5 separate regions of the Homo sapiens genome follow, and all the other regions are linked to region 3. A link is a contact called in ENCODE Hi-C or POLR2A ChIA-PET data. All regions are on one chromosome and are shown on one strand. The core of a region is the stretch at or near the end of the contact, and the rest is flanking DNA. Distances in the headings are between cores, read along the strand shown.

What was found. A loop is a pair of places that touch in the nucleus more often than their neighbours do. ChIA-PET counts read pairs that join two places held with the same protein, here RNA polymerase II (POLR2A). Pooled maps may share reads with other maps.
Region 1: a loop to region 3 is called in a map of chondrocyte, with 3 times the contacts of the local background. The contact joins the enhancer-like site here to the promoter of ZBED9-AS1 in region 3. A Hi-C loop is called at or near these places in 3 of 168 maps with a recorded cell type or tissue (MCF 10A, PC-9 and chondrocyte), 3 of 37 single-sample maps with no recorded cell type and 9 of 50 pooled maps. POLR2A ChIA-PET finds 5 or more read pairs at or near these places in 1 of 52 experiments (HepG2).
Region 2: a loop to region 3 is called in a map with no recorded cell type, with 11 times the contacts of the local background. The contact joins the promoter of LINC01623 here to the promoter of ZBED9-AS1 in region 3. A Hi-C loop is called at or near these places in 3 of 37 single-sample maps with no recorded cell type and 3 of 50 pooled maps.
Region 4: a loop to region 3 is called in a map of chondrocyte, with 3 times the contacts of the local background. The contact joins the promoter of HCG15 here to the promoter of ZBED9-AS1 in region 3. A Hi-C loop is called at or near these places in 1 of 168 maps with a recorded cell type or tissue (chondrocyte), 8 of 37 single-sample maps with no recorded cell type and 7 of 50 pooled maps. POLR2A ChIA-PET finds 5 or more read pairs at or near these places in 2 of 52 experiments (HepG2 and WTC11).
Region 5: a loop to region 3 is called in a map of chondrocyte, with 2.2 times the contacts of the local background. The contact joins the promoter of LINC01556 here to the promoter of ZBED9-AS1 in region 3. A Hi-C loop is called at or near these places in 3 of 168 maps with a recorded cell type or tissue (chondrocyte, heart right ventricle and mammary epithelial cell), 18 of 37 single-sample maps with no recorded cell type and 11 of 50 pooled maps. POLR2A ChIA-PET finds 5 or more read pairs at or near these places in 3 of 52 experiments (HepG2, OCI-LY7 and activated naive CD4-positive, alpha-beta T cell).

The regions. Positions count from the first base shown.
Region 1 is chr6:28,206,496-28,209,195 of GRCh38, forward strand. No RefSeq gene overlaps it. Among named protein-coding and RNA genes, the nearest start is that of TRS-GCT5-1, 5.2 kb to the right of the region's middle. Within about 2 kb of position 1,261, at least 4 of the 41 ENCODE cell types and tissues checked have a DNase peak (open chromatin) inside an H3K27ac peak, as active enhancers do.
Region 2 is chr6:28,862,417-28,865,116 of GRCh38, forward strand. It overlaps LINC01623 (long intergenic non-protein coding RNA 1623), which reads right to left and starts at 1,261. Exons shown (of 2, transcript NR_033379.1): 1 at 868-1,261. It overlaps TRA-AGC2-2 (tRNA-Ala (anticodon AGC) 2-2), which reads right to left and starts at 1,340; the gene lies at 1,269-1,340.
Region 3 is chr6:28,585,959-28,588,658 of GRCh38, forward strand. It overlaps ZBED9-AS1 (ZBED9 antisense RNA 1), which reads left to right and starts at 1,420. Exons shown (of 2, transcript NR_186619.1): 1 at 1,420-1,774. It overlaps SCAND3 (SCAN domain containing 3), which reads right to left and starts at 1,340. Exons shown (of 4, transcript NM_052923.2): 1 at 340-1,340. The coding sequence starts at 759. RefSeq lists an enhancer at 960-1,836.
Region 4 is chr6:28,983,305-28,986,004 of GRCh38, forward strand. HCG15 (HLA complex group 15) reads left to right here and starts at 1,445. Exons shown (of 3, transcript NR_135289.2): 1 at 1,445-1,680.
Region 5 is chr6:28,942,354-28,945,053 of GRCh38, forward strand. It overlaps LINC01556 (long intergenic non-protein coding RNA 1556), which reads left to right and starts at 1,431. Exons shown (of 1, transcript NR_103538.1): 1 at 1,431-2,185. It overlaps TRL-AAG2-2 (tRNA-Leu (anticodon AAG) 2-2), which reads right to left and starts at 1,350; the gene lies at 1,269-1,350. It overlaps TRM-CAT3-1 (tRNA-Met (anticodon CAT) 3-1), which reads left to right and starts at 2,222; the gene lies at 2,222-2,294.

The sequences.
Region 1 (2,700 bases), core at 11-2,510, 380 kb before region 3:
AAATGTCTAAAGATTCATCGCTGAAAGATCAACTGAGAGGGTAAGAAGAATGTTTGGCTTGTTTCTTGCCACAATTTATTGAGAAGCAGACATTTTCTCTGAGAATTGTCTCCAAACACTAAATAAGACAAGTAGGCAAGGGTCAAAGTTTAATGTAATTTCTTATAAGGGATTCTTATCTCCGTGGAAATGCTGGCTTCCAGCCTTCAGCACTGGATTATCAAACAATATACACTTTTGATAAGGTACAGCCTGGCCCATAGCAGTAAAATCTTATAAGCCATATCAAAGATCCTCAACAAGGGCAAACAGACACTCCCGGAAAACGGAAAAAGAAAAAATGTTTATTATTTAATTCTGGATATATGACAGTTTTGTATTCTCCTAAAAGTGATGTTAAAGGAAGAATTTTAGGAATGTTTGTAATTTTTTTAAGGTAACCACAATCTTAAAAATAAAAAAAACTCGGGCAAAAAAACAAGTGAGCACTGATTCATTAGAATCTGGGAAAGCAATTCCTTCAGCTACAGAACGGGCCTCATTTGGCTGACTGGATAAGGGCTCTTAATCCCAGCACTCAGGCAGTGCTCCAGTACTGGTTCGATTTCCGCAAAGTCCTTCTTGCATCCACCTTCTCCGCGTTTCTGGTGAGAGAGCAAGTAAGCTACGCTCCCCAACAGATTTTAACAGGGTGGGAGGACAATTTGAGAGAAACATCTGTGGTCTTGGAATGTCCAAAAGCTACTTGGCACCAATTACAACTGAGTGGAAAATTATGGCCCTGCTGGGCTCCAGATCTTAAGACGGGAAAATGTTGGAAATTCCTCCTGGTCACCATCTACCCTAACGTCCCGCCCCCGCACTCACGGCTTTGAATATGTAAACAATTTCAATTTCCTCTACTAACAGTTGATTTACCCACAGAATGAATCGAAGGGTACTCAACAAATGGGAGGACTCGGGCAGCTTTCCTGGGATATCACACCATATAGACTGAGAATTTCAGAAACGCAAAGTGCGCGTCCCAGCAGGGCGAGAATGGCGTTAACTATGTCACCACCGCCCAAATTCCCTATAATTTACCACTTATCGTTCCTGGCTTTATTCTCCGTGCGTGCAGGGACATGTAATTCTCTAGGAGACGGTGGTCCGGACTTGGTTCCCGACTCCCTCGTGGCTGCAAACAGGGGCAGCTGATTTGGGTGGATGCAGAGGTTGTGGCCAGGGGAAGGGCCGCGGGGCAGCGCGTAGAACTGATTGTAAACCCAACTTCCCGCCTCGGAGCGAGCCGCGGCTCGGAGTAGCGTCATTCGAAAGCCACCGGAGATATCGAGAGAGCTCCTTAACTGCTCACTGAGCAAACTTCGTTTTACAGCTTTGGGGTTGATATTTGGGAAACTGGGTCCTAAAAGTGGCTTCTGGTCTTCAGAAGGCTTTGTTCTCCGCTTTTGATTTTTTGACACCACGGGTTTCACACCCCACCCCACCCCCCAGTCTCACACAAACCACTCAAACTCGATTGCGTCTCCATTGCGCTTTGGGGAAAAATAATTTAAGATTCTCGCTTCTGAAATACAGCGTGATGGTTAAGAGCATGGGCCGTGGAAACAGACCCGGGGAAAGCCTCAGCTCGGCCACTCTTTGCCGCGTGACCCTGGGTGGCACCTTCTAAGGGTGATTCTGGGATTCTATGAATTAATGCATGGAAAGCGCTTGCGAGAGCGCTAGCCGGAGTCCGCGCTATTTAGGTGTTTGCCAATATTATTGTTGTTGTTAAGGTGTGAGGGATCTTGGAAGACAGAAGCCAGGAATAAAGTAAACCTACAGAGACGTCCCTCCCCAAACCCCGGCCGCTACCCCTGCAAGACCTTGTGGAGCATGTTAGGTTTCGTGGCGTCGCCAAGTTGTACCTCCTGCGCTTCGCCGCAGATAAAGCCCCAGCTTAGAGCATGGGGTCGCAACCACCCAGAGCCTTCAGACCAGTGAGCACTTTCCGCACAGGTTTGAATCCCATGAACAGTGATTTTTCTTCAATTCTCTAGTCTCGTCTACGTTTTTTGTTTTTTTTTTAAGGTTTTTTTTTTTAAGGAATTTCCGACAAATAGTGTATTAAGCCTCACTCAGCCTTTGCTTTTATCAGCATAGTGTATTTGCTTATCTACTGACACTCTCCCTGACCATTTTATTAATTCCTTCCGTGCAGAGACTACAACATTTGGGATACTTATACAACGAAAAAAAGGTGTTAAACATATTATAACTTTTTACTATGGAAATGTAAAATATTAAAAAAAGGGAAAAAATGATATGATGTAGCCTCGTATATCCATCACCCAGCCTCAAAATTAACAATATTTTGTCAATATTTTTAACATATATTTCAAACTTTGTCTTTCTGCATTTTAAAGCAAGCATATTATTTTATTCATAAAAACTTCACTATGTAAGAGTGAGAGCTTTTTTCTTTTGTTTTTATTTTGAGAAATAGCATTTTTAAACATATATTAAAACACTATATCTTACTGCTTATTTGCTGGGAATGTCTCATTTTTAAAATGGCTTTCTCAGATTTCTTTGTTTTTCCTATTTTGACCAGTGTGTTAATTTTCTTAGAATGGACTTAGAGGATTAGGTGAATTACTTCATAGCACAAAGTTGCTAGGGCAGAATTTTGCTTATTGCTTATATGGGCAGCAAGAT
Region 2 (2,700 bases), core at 11-2,510, 280 kb after region 3:
CTTCTCCTGAGGAGGCAAGAATTAATGTTGCTGCAGACTCCTTACAGATAACTGCCACCGCTAATATGTTGAGATGTTCACACATGCATGTGTGAGGCCCTTCAAAATGTGAGCTGCGGTTAGAATTGGGAAGAGAAGGGAGTGGGGATATGTATCTTTGTTTTCTGATTGCCTTCCATATCTTTTAAAACTAGCTAAGTGCTGCTTCAAGTCAGCCAGATACGAAGGCTTCAATTTATTTAACACAATAAAGAACTTCTATTTGGATCCAAAGCTTACATTATGCTTTAATAAAAGTTACCCTAATAAAGTCAGAAACAATAACAATGAGTCAAAGAAATGCATACAAAGTAGGCCAGGCGTGGTGGCTCACGCCTGGAATCCCGGCACTTTAGGAGGCAGAGGCGGGTGGATCGTGGATCACTTGAGTTCAGGAGTTCGAGACCAGCCTGGCCAACATGGTGAAACCCCCGTTTCCACTAAAAAAAAAAAAATTAGCCGGGCATGGTGGTGCATCATGCCTGTAATTCCAGCTACTCGGGAGGCTAAGGCAGGAGAATCACTTGCATCTGGGAGGCACAGCTTGCACGTGAACCGAGATGGTGCCATTGCACTCTGCACTCCAGCCTGGGAGACAGAGTGAGACTCTTGTCTCCAAAAAAAAAAAAAAAAAAAGCCTACAAAAAGCTTACAAAGTCTAAAATCGGACGAACAAGAGGACACCTGATGGGGGAAAAGAAAAGAGATTGCGATGGGAAGAGAGTGGTGGGGAAATCCGTGGGACAGTTTTCCTATTTTCTGGGTCTGTCCCTTGACCAAGGAACAGCTCAAAAAAGAAAGGATCTAAAATAAATTGTAAAAAATTACCTGTGGTTTCGCATTTGTTTTCTGTCTTTTTCTTTCTTGCTTGATCTTCGATAATACTGGGAAATGTAACCAATGTGATTGGGCTTGTTAATTTGGTGCCTTGCTTGTTTTTCGGGTTTTGGAATTCTGCCAGTCTGTGCTTCCGCGGCCTCTTTCATTTTGTCTTTCATCTCTTGACACAGCCACCCAGGGTGGTGTCAAAGCCTTAGAGCAGAAATGCATCAATATTGAAAGCAAAACGGAGCTTGTTTTCCTTGGTTTCCATGTGAATTTGAAGAATTGAGAGAGAATGAAAGTGCCACAAAAACAAAAGAAAAAAAATTGAGGCGAGTCGTGGACATGATAGACATGATTTTGCAAACAAGGCACATCTAGGAGAAAAGGCGGGAGAAAAATGAAGCTGGAGGTGCCGGGGATTGAACCCGGGGCCTCGTGCATGCTAAGCACGCGCTCTACCACTGAGCTACACCCCCCAACGCTCAACGTGGGCCAAAATATTTCTATGACCTGTTACTATTATCGGTCGTGCCAAGAAGCATATTTTGTCGAACTTAATTTTGAATTCGCTATACTGGATATTGTTTCCTGACTGCGCTGAGAGAAGGAAAACTGAATGTTATATCGAAAGTCCCGTGCTGGGCCTGGGATCTCCCGCTGCAGGTCACCCTCTCGGACGGCCGCTCGACAACCACCTATCGGGGTTTATAAGGGAGCCGTCCTGCCTGGCCGCCCCCCAGAGAAAGGTCTGTGATGGGGTGATTCTGCTTGGAAAGGTTGCCAGGAAACCGCGAGCATAACGCAGAAAGATAAAACGAAAGCCCTAAACGCCGCCGTGGGAATTTAAGTCCAAGGGGCAGAGAAAACAGGAGGGGAATTGCAGATCGGCTTGTCCCGGTCGTAGTTACTGCCCCTGCAGGTTCCCGCGCCCAGCCTCGGGATGGAGAACCTGGCACGCTACGTTTCGCGGGCTCTGAGACTCGGGTGGTGAGAGTCGCCGAGATGCGCACTGGGAAGAGAAAAGAGCCAGGACGCACCTGCATTTATGGCGCCATCGCCCGGGCGGAATCCTCCACGGAATAAAAAGTATGCAGAAGCAAGGCGATTTATGACTGCATAAACCCTCCGTGCTCCTGGAGAGTTCTTAGACCTCTCCACTCCTTGGCACAACTGACCTCTCCACTCTTCGACAAACTGGCAAGCGCTTGCCGCCGTTCGCCAAACCTTGGTACGACAGTCAATCCAGAAATGAGCTTCTGGAACAAATCCTAAATCCTTTTTTGTCTGTCTTCTTCTGATTCGCTCTCATCCTTAAGGGACCTGTTTCTCCTTCAAAACCTGAAAACATCTAACCTATAGTACCAACCCCAGATCCAGGCCTGGCCTTCCTGACCAGTCAAAGCCAGTTGGACTGTGCGCCTAGAAGTGGACAGACATGCGAAATGCCATACTGTATACGTACAATGCATAGGCCAAAGGCGACCCTATGACCCAGAGATTAGAAAGACTCGGACGTCTTTTGACTGGGTTCAGGTCACACTACTCCCAAAATACGACACCTCGGCATTTGAGAAAACAGCAGAAGCAGAAACGTTTTTCTCTGGGCCCTTGTTCCGTGAAGCGGGCCATGAAAGCTACCTGATCTTCCAATTAAAGTAGGTGATAAGACCGTCAATTCAGAGGGGAGAAAATGTACTTGGAGGAAATAAACGAAGACACAGAGATGCCAAAGAGAACCTGAATAAACAGGCTTTGCTAAGTTCACCCCAGTTTATAACCATTAGATCATACCCCCTTTTATCCAATTATACTGCTATGGGACTATCCACTTCATCA
Region 3 (2,700 bases), core at 170-2,669:
TTAGTAACAGAGCCTAGATAGCTTCAAAAGACAGTAATTTTTTAAAAAAAATTTACTATTGTATATTTCTTTAATCTCATAGTCACTACATAAAATATATTTTCTACTGGTAAAAAATAGATCAAGCTTTTCCATTTGGTTAAATCATTTAATTATTTGTATCATACACAAAAACTGTTATCTCATATGCACGCATCTATTCATCTACACCAGTGATCAAATAAGAAATAATGCCCCAAACCAGGGTTTCCAACCACCAGCGCGAAATTACTCCCATTACTCCATTCTGGATCCATGCACCCAAATTCTCCACAGAAGATGGCACCTCCAATTTCTCACCTGCTGTCTAGGTTCATCAAGCTCCCTCTCCAAATCTTCCAGCAAAGTCACCACCTCTTCTCCACTCTCAGGATTATGCTCCCGCACCCAAGACTGGAGCTCCTCAGGCAGGATGGTCAGGAACTGCTCCAGCACCAACAATTCCAGGATCTGCTCCTTGGTATGTATCTCTGGGTTCAGCCACTGACGGCAAAGTTCCCGCAGTTGACTCAGAGCCTCCCTGGGCCCAGGTGTCTCCTGATAGCAGAACTGCCTGAAGCGCTGACGAGAGAGTTCCCTGGTATAAGACAAATTCCTACGTAGGGCTGATTCCTGATCCCAAGTGTGGTCTTCTTCTTTAACCTTTACTTTGATAATCTCCCCTTGTTCTTCTGGAGCCTGGCCAGCCAAGGCTGGGAAGACCCTAGAGACTGCTTCCATCCCGAGCTTAGACAGCTCAGGCAAAGGTTCTCTCCAGTTGGGGTCTAGGCAAATGGGTGATTTTACTTGAGCTCCTTTTTTGTTCTTGGTCAGGAAAGTTTTTGATATAAGAAAACACTCAACACAGGACAACTACAGACTCAGTTTAAAAGGACTTGTTTACGTGACAACACAGGGCAGTTACTCGGGCAATTCCATTGAAAGTGAAGCCATCCTCTGAAAAGACCAGAAATAGTGAGCACAGAGCGACTCACTAAAGCTTCAGGGTCACAAATTGAGCGGCAAGATACTTGCGAGACAGAAAACCGAGGTTATGACGGATACTTTGGCCCTAAATAAAGCCTGGGTGTATGAGCCTAGGCAAGGAAACGAAGATCGGAGCAGCCTGGGCGAGGGCGGAGAGGGAGAGGGGCTCACAAGCTGCCTGGGGAAGAGGCCCGATTGTCGCCGCGCACATGCACCCTTCCCTCGGCCGCAGCTCCCACCTCTGAGGAGCTCAGACCCTGTGGAACCCAGACTAGTGGGTCGAGGGAAACACTCTACAGCTCAGGTGGAGGTTCCGCAGACACACCCGCAGCTGTGCCCGTAGGTTCCGGCCGGGCCCGGTGAGCCACGCTCACTTCCGGTCCGCTCTAGGATTCCAGGTGGTGCCGTCTTCTCACTGGTTGTGCAAACACCTACGGTACCAGTAATTCTGGGGAGGCAAGTACTCTGGAAACGACGGAGAATTAACTCCGGAATTACCTAGTTATCTGGCATCACGGTGAAAAGAGTTCCACAGTGTGAGTAGTGCTGGAGTAGATGCTGCTGGTCTGTGTTTTCCTGTCACCGTGATAAACCATCGCTGGCACTCAGACCCGTGGTGCTCACCGCAGCGACCTGAAACAAAATGGAGAGGAGCATCCCTAAGGACTACCACGTCAGCGAATCTGTAGGATCGTCCCCCGCCTTTCCTCGTTAATTTCGGGCCACTTTCACCTTTCCCTTTCACCCTAAATCAGACTTAAAAAGAAATGTAAGAGTTAGTCCATTGTTTCCATTTTACGGATTAGAAAACCAAGACCACCGAGAATGAGCCTCAGTTGTTTAGTCACGGAGCACAGAGCCGTGACTAAACAACTGTGGGAAACTGGTCCCAGAAATCTAACAAAATCTGGACGGCTGATCAGCGCCTAGCGAATCACTGGAGTGGAGTAACCAGAACATTCTTTTCAAGCAGTCACTGGGTTCCTCCATACCTCTGGTAGCGCAGAGATGCCCAAGGAATATTTGTTGAATTGCTGCCTGGTTCCCTTCTCCATTCTCTGTTTCCTTCTGCTGTGGTCCTCATGTTGATTTCTCACATTTTGGCATTTCTGAGTAGAGAGTCTTTGAATAATCAGAACATCTCTTTTAGAAATCTCTAAATAAAAAAGAAATCTTACGCTTAGAGTCCGTGAATGGTCTTGAGTAAAATTCTGTATAAAATTTTTGTCTGTGTGCCTGTGTCATCCAACCCTGAAAAGATCATTTTCCCAGTCACTTTTAACGTGCTGAACTTATCTTTTGTTTCCCCCCCTAACTATCCTTTGCAATCAGGGATTCTACTACCTTTTTCTCATTCTGCAAGGCAGTGATCTCTGCCATGCTGAGCACAGTAGGCAGTTAACATGGAGTAAGCATGACTTCTAAGTCCTTTACTGACGAGCCTTACTGTTTTGTTTGTTTTGTTTTGTAGATTTGCATTTGTTAATTACTACAACAGTGATAGACACTTATAAAAAAAGTCAAATATTTAAAAAGTCAACGTGGCAAGAAGTGAAGTTTCTTCATCCTCAGTTCCATTCCTCAGAAAAATTGATGCCGAGTTTGTTGTATGTACCTCCAACCTATTTTTAAAATGTACATACAAAATTGAGTACAATATTATTATGTACAAATATAACTGAGTCACAATTATAA
Region 4 (2,700 bases), core at 195-2,694, 400 kb after region 3:
CTTTGTCGCCCAGGCTGGAGTGCAGTGGCCCGATCTCAGCTCACTGCAACCTCCGTTTCCCGGGTTCAAACAATTCTCCTGTCTCGGCCTCCCGAGTAGCTGGGATTAAAGGCACGTGCCACCACTCCAGGTTAATTTTTGTATTTTTAGTAGAGACGCGGTTTCACCATGTTGGCCAGGCTGGTCTCGAACTCCTGATCTCAAGAGACCCACCCGCCTCAGCCTCCCGAAGTGCTGGGATTACAGGCGTGAGCCACCGCTTCCAGCCAGGATGTGATGTTGTTATGATCCAGTTAAATGAAGCAGGACTTTTTCTAATTAATTGCACTTTCTCTTCTCTTCCCTGGCTCCATATATTCACAGTTTCCAAAACTTCCTTGAGATGGGACACTCTTTTGTCATCTTGTCAGTTCTGTCCTTGAATTAATAAACTTTGACACATACATAAGATCAATTTGACTAAGAAATCTTATTTTGACATAGACATAAAAGTAATATGGTTTGTAAAATTCCTGTATATACGGAAGCCTTTTAATCTAATGTTTCATAGGAATTCAACCCTCTAGGCCTGCTGGTGATCAGTTCTTGAAAAGCACCCTCTTTTCGTGATATCACACGTTGTCTCCTCTATGTGCAGCAAGAATCTCTTGCTTCATTAGTTTTTATGCCTCTGCTTTCAGAAAACAGTCTGGTTGGGACCCCTGTGAAAGGAACTGTCTGGCTTAACTTATCTTGATTAATGCCTCTTTTTTTCTTTTCTTTTCTTTTCTTTCATTTTCCACATAAAGCTAATTGGATTAGAGAAAAAGAACTCTTCTTCGAATGCTACCAGTTTCTTTCCTTCTCATCTGAGCTATTATTCATTGTCCATAGGAAAAAAAATTCCCTAATTTTGGCACGGTAGGTTCTGTTTATTCACCAGACTTGCTACCGTTTACTCGTCAGCTCAGAGAGAACGTCGAAAAAATATAACAAAACCAAAATATGCATCAAGACAAGAGGAGGAAAGAGAATGTGAAAGACTACTAAAAAAAAAAAAAAAAAAAAAAAAAGTCAACAGCTAGGGTCAAGGAATCAATCTGCAAATATTCAGAGCCAGTAGGCTTGTACTACACTAGTCACTATGGAAAATGAAAAATGACCAAGACAGAAATCTCACCTCTTAACACCCCCCAAATCCCAATTTTCTCAACTGTAAAATGGGAATAAAAGTATTACAGTATTTACTATATAAAGTTGCGATGAGTCAATAACATAATACACAAAAGCAGTCAGCCAATTATCCAAATCCGTGTTATTAATATTATCATCATCATCATTCTTCTCACCGTACTTGGGGAATGAAGGAGACAGATACTGTGAGTAAGTTTTCCTTTTTTTTTTTTTTTTTTTTTTTTTTAGACAGAGTCTCGCTCTGTCGCCCAGGCTGGAGTGGAGTGGCGCCATCTCGGCTCACTGCAAGCTCTGCATCCTGGGTTCACGCCATTCTCCTGTTTCAGCCTCCAGGTAGCTGGGCCTACCGGCGCCCGCCACCACGCCCGGCTAATTTTTTGTATTTTTAGTAGAGACGGGGTTTCACCGTGTTAGCCAGGATGGTCTCGATCTCCTGACCTGGTGATCCGCCCGCCTCGGCCTCCCAAAGTGCTGAGATTACAGGCGTGAGCTACCGCGCCCCGCCAAGTGAGTAAATTTTCTATTGGGCACAGAGTTACCTGCTAAAATGAAGTGTGGAAAAATACAATGGGGTGTGTGTATGTGAGAGAGAGAGGGAGATTTGGAGGTGGGGTGGGGAAGACCCTATTTGAAGTGGGCTTTGAAGAATGAACAAGATTTTTATTAGGGAACAAAATGGAAACCAGCATTCCAGGACAAGCGTCTCAGGAGAAGCAAAAGCGCAGAGTTGTGAAAGCTCTTAGATTTTCAGAACTTTGAATTCTGAACTATATATAAACCTGGAAAATCTCGGTTAACTATGGGATGGCATCAAGATTTCAATTTCAAGCTTTCTGGTCATGCACAGTAAAGCTGGAATTAGAGTCTCTTACGTATGGCAGTTGTTGACAAGTCCGTACAGGTACCTAAGTGCTTCCCAGAAAATTCCTCAAGTTGGTAGGTCCTGGGGGAATCAGTTTAGTTCTAAAGAGAGGACTCATCAGAGATCTGTTCAACTTCCAGGAATCTGTGAGGATAGCTCCAAATCTCACTCTCATGCCCAGCCTATCAAACAAAGCAAACCGGTTGGACTGAAGCTGTGGGATCGGGACTGAAATAGAACCAGCGAGAAAGGCAGTCCTCCTCGATTCCTAGAGAGAACACATTCAGCCAGCAGTTGGATAGAGGATACTAGCAAGTCCCTCGCCAGGGCGGGGGAGCAGAGACACATTCCTGTCCCGTTTACATTCTTCCTCTGGCGGAGGCGGGAGGGTCGCTTGAAGCCTCGGATTTCGAGATCAGCCAGGACAAAAAAGCGAGACCCCCGTTTCTACCAAAAAGGGGGGGGGGTGGGCGGGGGGAAGAGAGAGAGAGAGAGAAAGGAAAAGAAAGAGAAAGAAAAGAAAGAAAAACTAGGCGCGGTCACGTGTACGTGTAGTTCCAGCTGCTCGGAGGTTGAGGCGGGAGGATCTCTTGAGCCCAGAAGTTCGAGGCCGCAATGAGCTCTGATCGTGGCAGAGCGAGGCCCTGGCTCAAATACATACATAC
Region 5 (2,700 bases), core at 181-2,680, 360 kb after region 3:
TTTACAAGTTCAAAAGGGAATAATTATTTCTCCTCCTCCTCCTATCTTCTTTTGCCTTTCCAGGTCCCAGCTCCCAGGTGGACATCTTAGCGTCCAGATGACCCAACATATAGGTGTCCTTTAGTATGGATGACCAAACTAGGATGTTATAGTGCTGGATGTAGTAATTCATTTTTTCAAATCTTAACTTTATTAAGATAACATGGTTATTTATCTAGTAATTGTGAGAACAACATATAACAAATAGACCACATATATACGTAGCGTGTCTGGAAGAAATACTCAGATATAAATTACTACTTTAGTCAATCTTAATATTAATTATTTGTCAACTATGCTTAATGTGCCTCTCTAGTCTCTCAAGACTAAATTGCTAAGGAACCCTGGAATCATTTGCTGGCATTCATCCTTTCAAGCAAGGTGCCTGTTACAAAATATCTGCTCAATTAGTATGTATTGGATACATCTTTTGGAAGGTGAGGAAGGAAGCAGTGAAATTAGAAGACTTCTGCCTAGGCGACTGTAAAGTGCTCCTAAGCATCTACCCACCTCCCTGCACACAAAAACTCTCCATTCTATCTCCTCGAGTCTCCTAGCCTTAAAAGATGGTCTAAACTACCCCAGATCCAGGTAAATAACGGATCAAGTCCTTCTTCCCTAAAACAGGTGTTATTCTTTCTATTCTATGAGCCTCCACCTTATTTCTTAAAAAAAAAAAAGAAAAAAATGTTTACTGTTTAAGAAGATAACAGAATCTCAAAAGCTAACTCTTCAACTGTGTTCAACTAAGGACCTTAAACTGCTCTCTGAGGATAGGTGAAGCGGGAAAGGCTCTAGGTGTCTGGTGACTGTTTCTTTTGTTGGTTCGTTTGTTTTTTCAGCCTTAGCACATTTATCCCTTGGAGAAGACAATGGAAAATAGGGCAGATGAGCGTGCGTGGCTTATTTATTCTTGAGTCTGGAGTTAAGAAGGTTGTACTTTTTCCTTAGGATTGCCCTTGGTTGGTTCACAAATTTCGCAAAGTGAATGAAAACACATGAAGGCCACTGAAGGGAATAACTAGGGGACGAGATGTCTGAGCCCCTAAATCGAGAAACATTTGGGCACCGTTTGTGGGACTGTACATATGGGTGTTATCTGTGGCCCCTAGGAAAACAGAAGAGGAACCTGTCTCACTTAGGAAGCTGTGAGAACTGCCCACACAAGGCTTGAAAATGGAACTTTACTGGGTCAGAATGACGAGGGGGAAAAAAAAAATACCTCACACTGGCAGCGGTGGGATTCGAACCCACGCCCCCGAAGAGACTGGAGCCTTAATCCAGCGCCTTAGACCGCTCGGCCACGCTACCACCCACAGGGTGCGTCGCCGCTTTCAGTTTCACCCAAGTGACTGTCGCCCCTTTCCAGTCCTTTCATTCCCATTCCCACATCACCATAAGCCCTTCCCTCAGGCCCCTTCTTCAGCATTCCTTGCTTCTCAGCATAGCCCGAGAACCCCCGATCCCTGACACTTTGCTTCTTCTCAGCTCCCAGATGGATCCTGGACAGGATGCTGCAGGTGGTGCAGGAGGGGAATCCTGCCCCATTTATCATCAACACAGTAAAAAGGGGTCGAAGAGACCGAGAGCGCCAGAGGACGCCATGGGCTCCACATCCACTTGGATTCCAGGGAGTAAGCCTCTCGACTTCAGGAGTAAGCAAGGCCAACCGTTTGGTTTGAGCCTGTTGCTTCTAAGAAAAGCGAGGAAAAATCCTGAGACCTCCTCCCCTCGCCCTTCATCCACTTCAGGGGACCGAGTGTCTCCACGGAACTTCACAAGGGAGGAAAAGAGTGAACTCATTATTATTTGTCTTGTCTTCGTTTCAGAGGCGGTACATCTACGAAAGCCCTAATCATAGAGGGAAAGACTCCTCGTTCCTGGCCCAGAAATGAGATGAGAAATCCAGGGCCCCGTACAGGAAGGCCTTTCGCAAAGTCCAGACTCAATTGCCTTCGCAGCCCTTAAAGTTTCCTTAGGAAGGTCTGTGGGAGAACGAGGTTGGTTTAGGAATTGGCCCCTGCCTTGTACTACGTAGTTTTGTCATCCAAAGTGTTTTAGAAGTGAATTGAATCATAGTTACGCCTTATTTTGAAACACTGTAATTCAGAGAACGTAAAACCTTATTAAAATGCCTCATAATCATCTTGGTAGAGCCGTTGGTTAAGCGGGAGAGACAGTTGCCTCCTTAGCGCAGTAGGCAGCGCGTCAGTCTCATAATCTGAAGGTCCTGAGTTCGAACCTCAGAGGGGGCAAGGCGTCTGTTTTGCCATTTTACTTCTTCTTGATCCAAAATGAGTAAGACAACAAAGGAAGTTGACAAAACGTTGTTCTTTCTCTGCTTTCTCTATAGAAAAGTGTACAATATGTCTGGTAAGGGAAAAAAAAATCTAAGGACATTGCTTTGATGGAACAGAACGGGTAATTGCTGTTTAATAGAACCATGTTCAGTTACAAAACAGTGATTTTCACTAAGAATTAAATTCTCCAAAATTCTCATCTCCCCTCCCGCCCTGCATACCAATTGGAGATAGAGCTGGTAGCATTTTCAAATGTTTTTCAGATATGCTTGGCAATTGTCTTTGTTTTAACAACACCAGAGTCAAGAAACTTGCCAGTTTTAGAGTGCTGAGATAAGAAAAAGTGGGTGGAGGGTTGTAC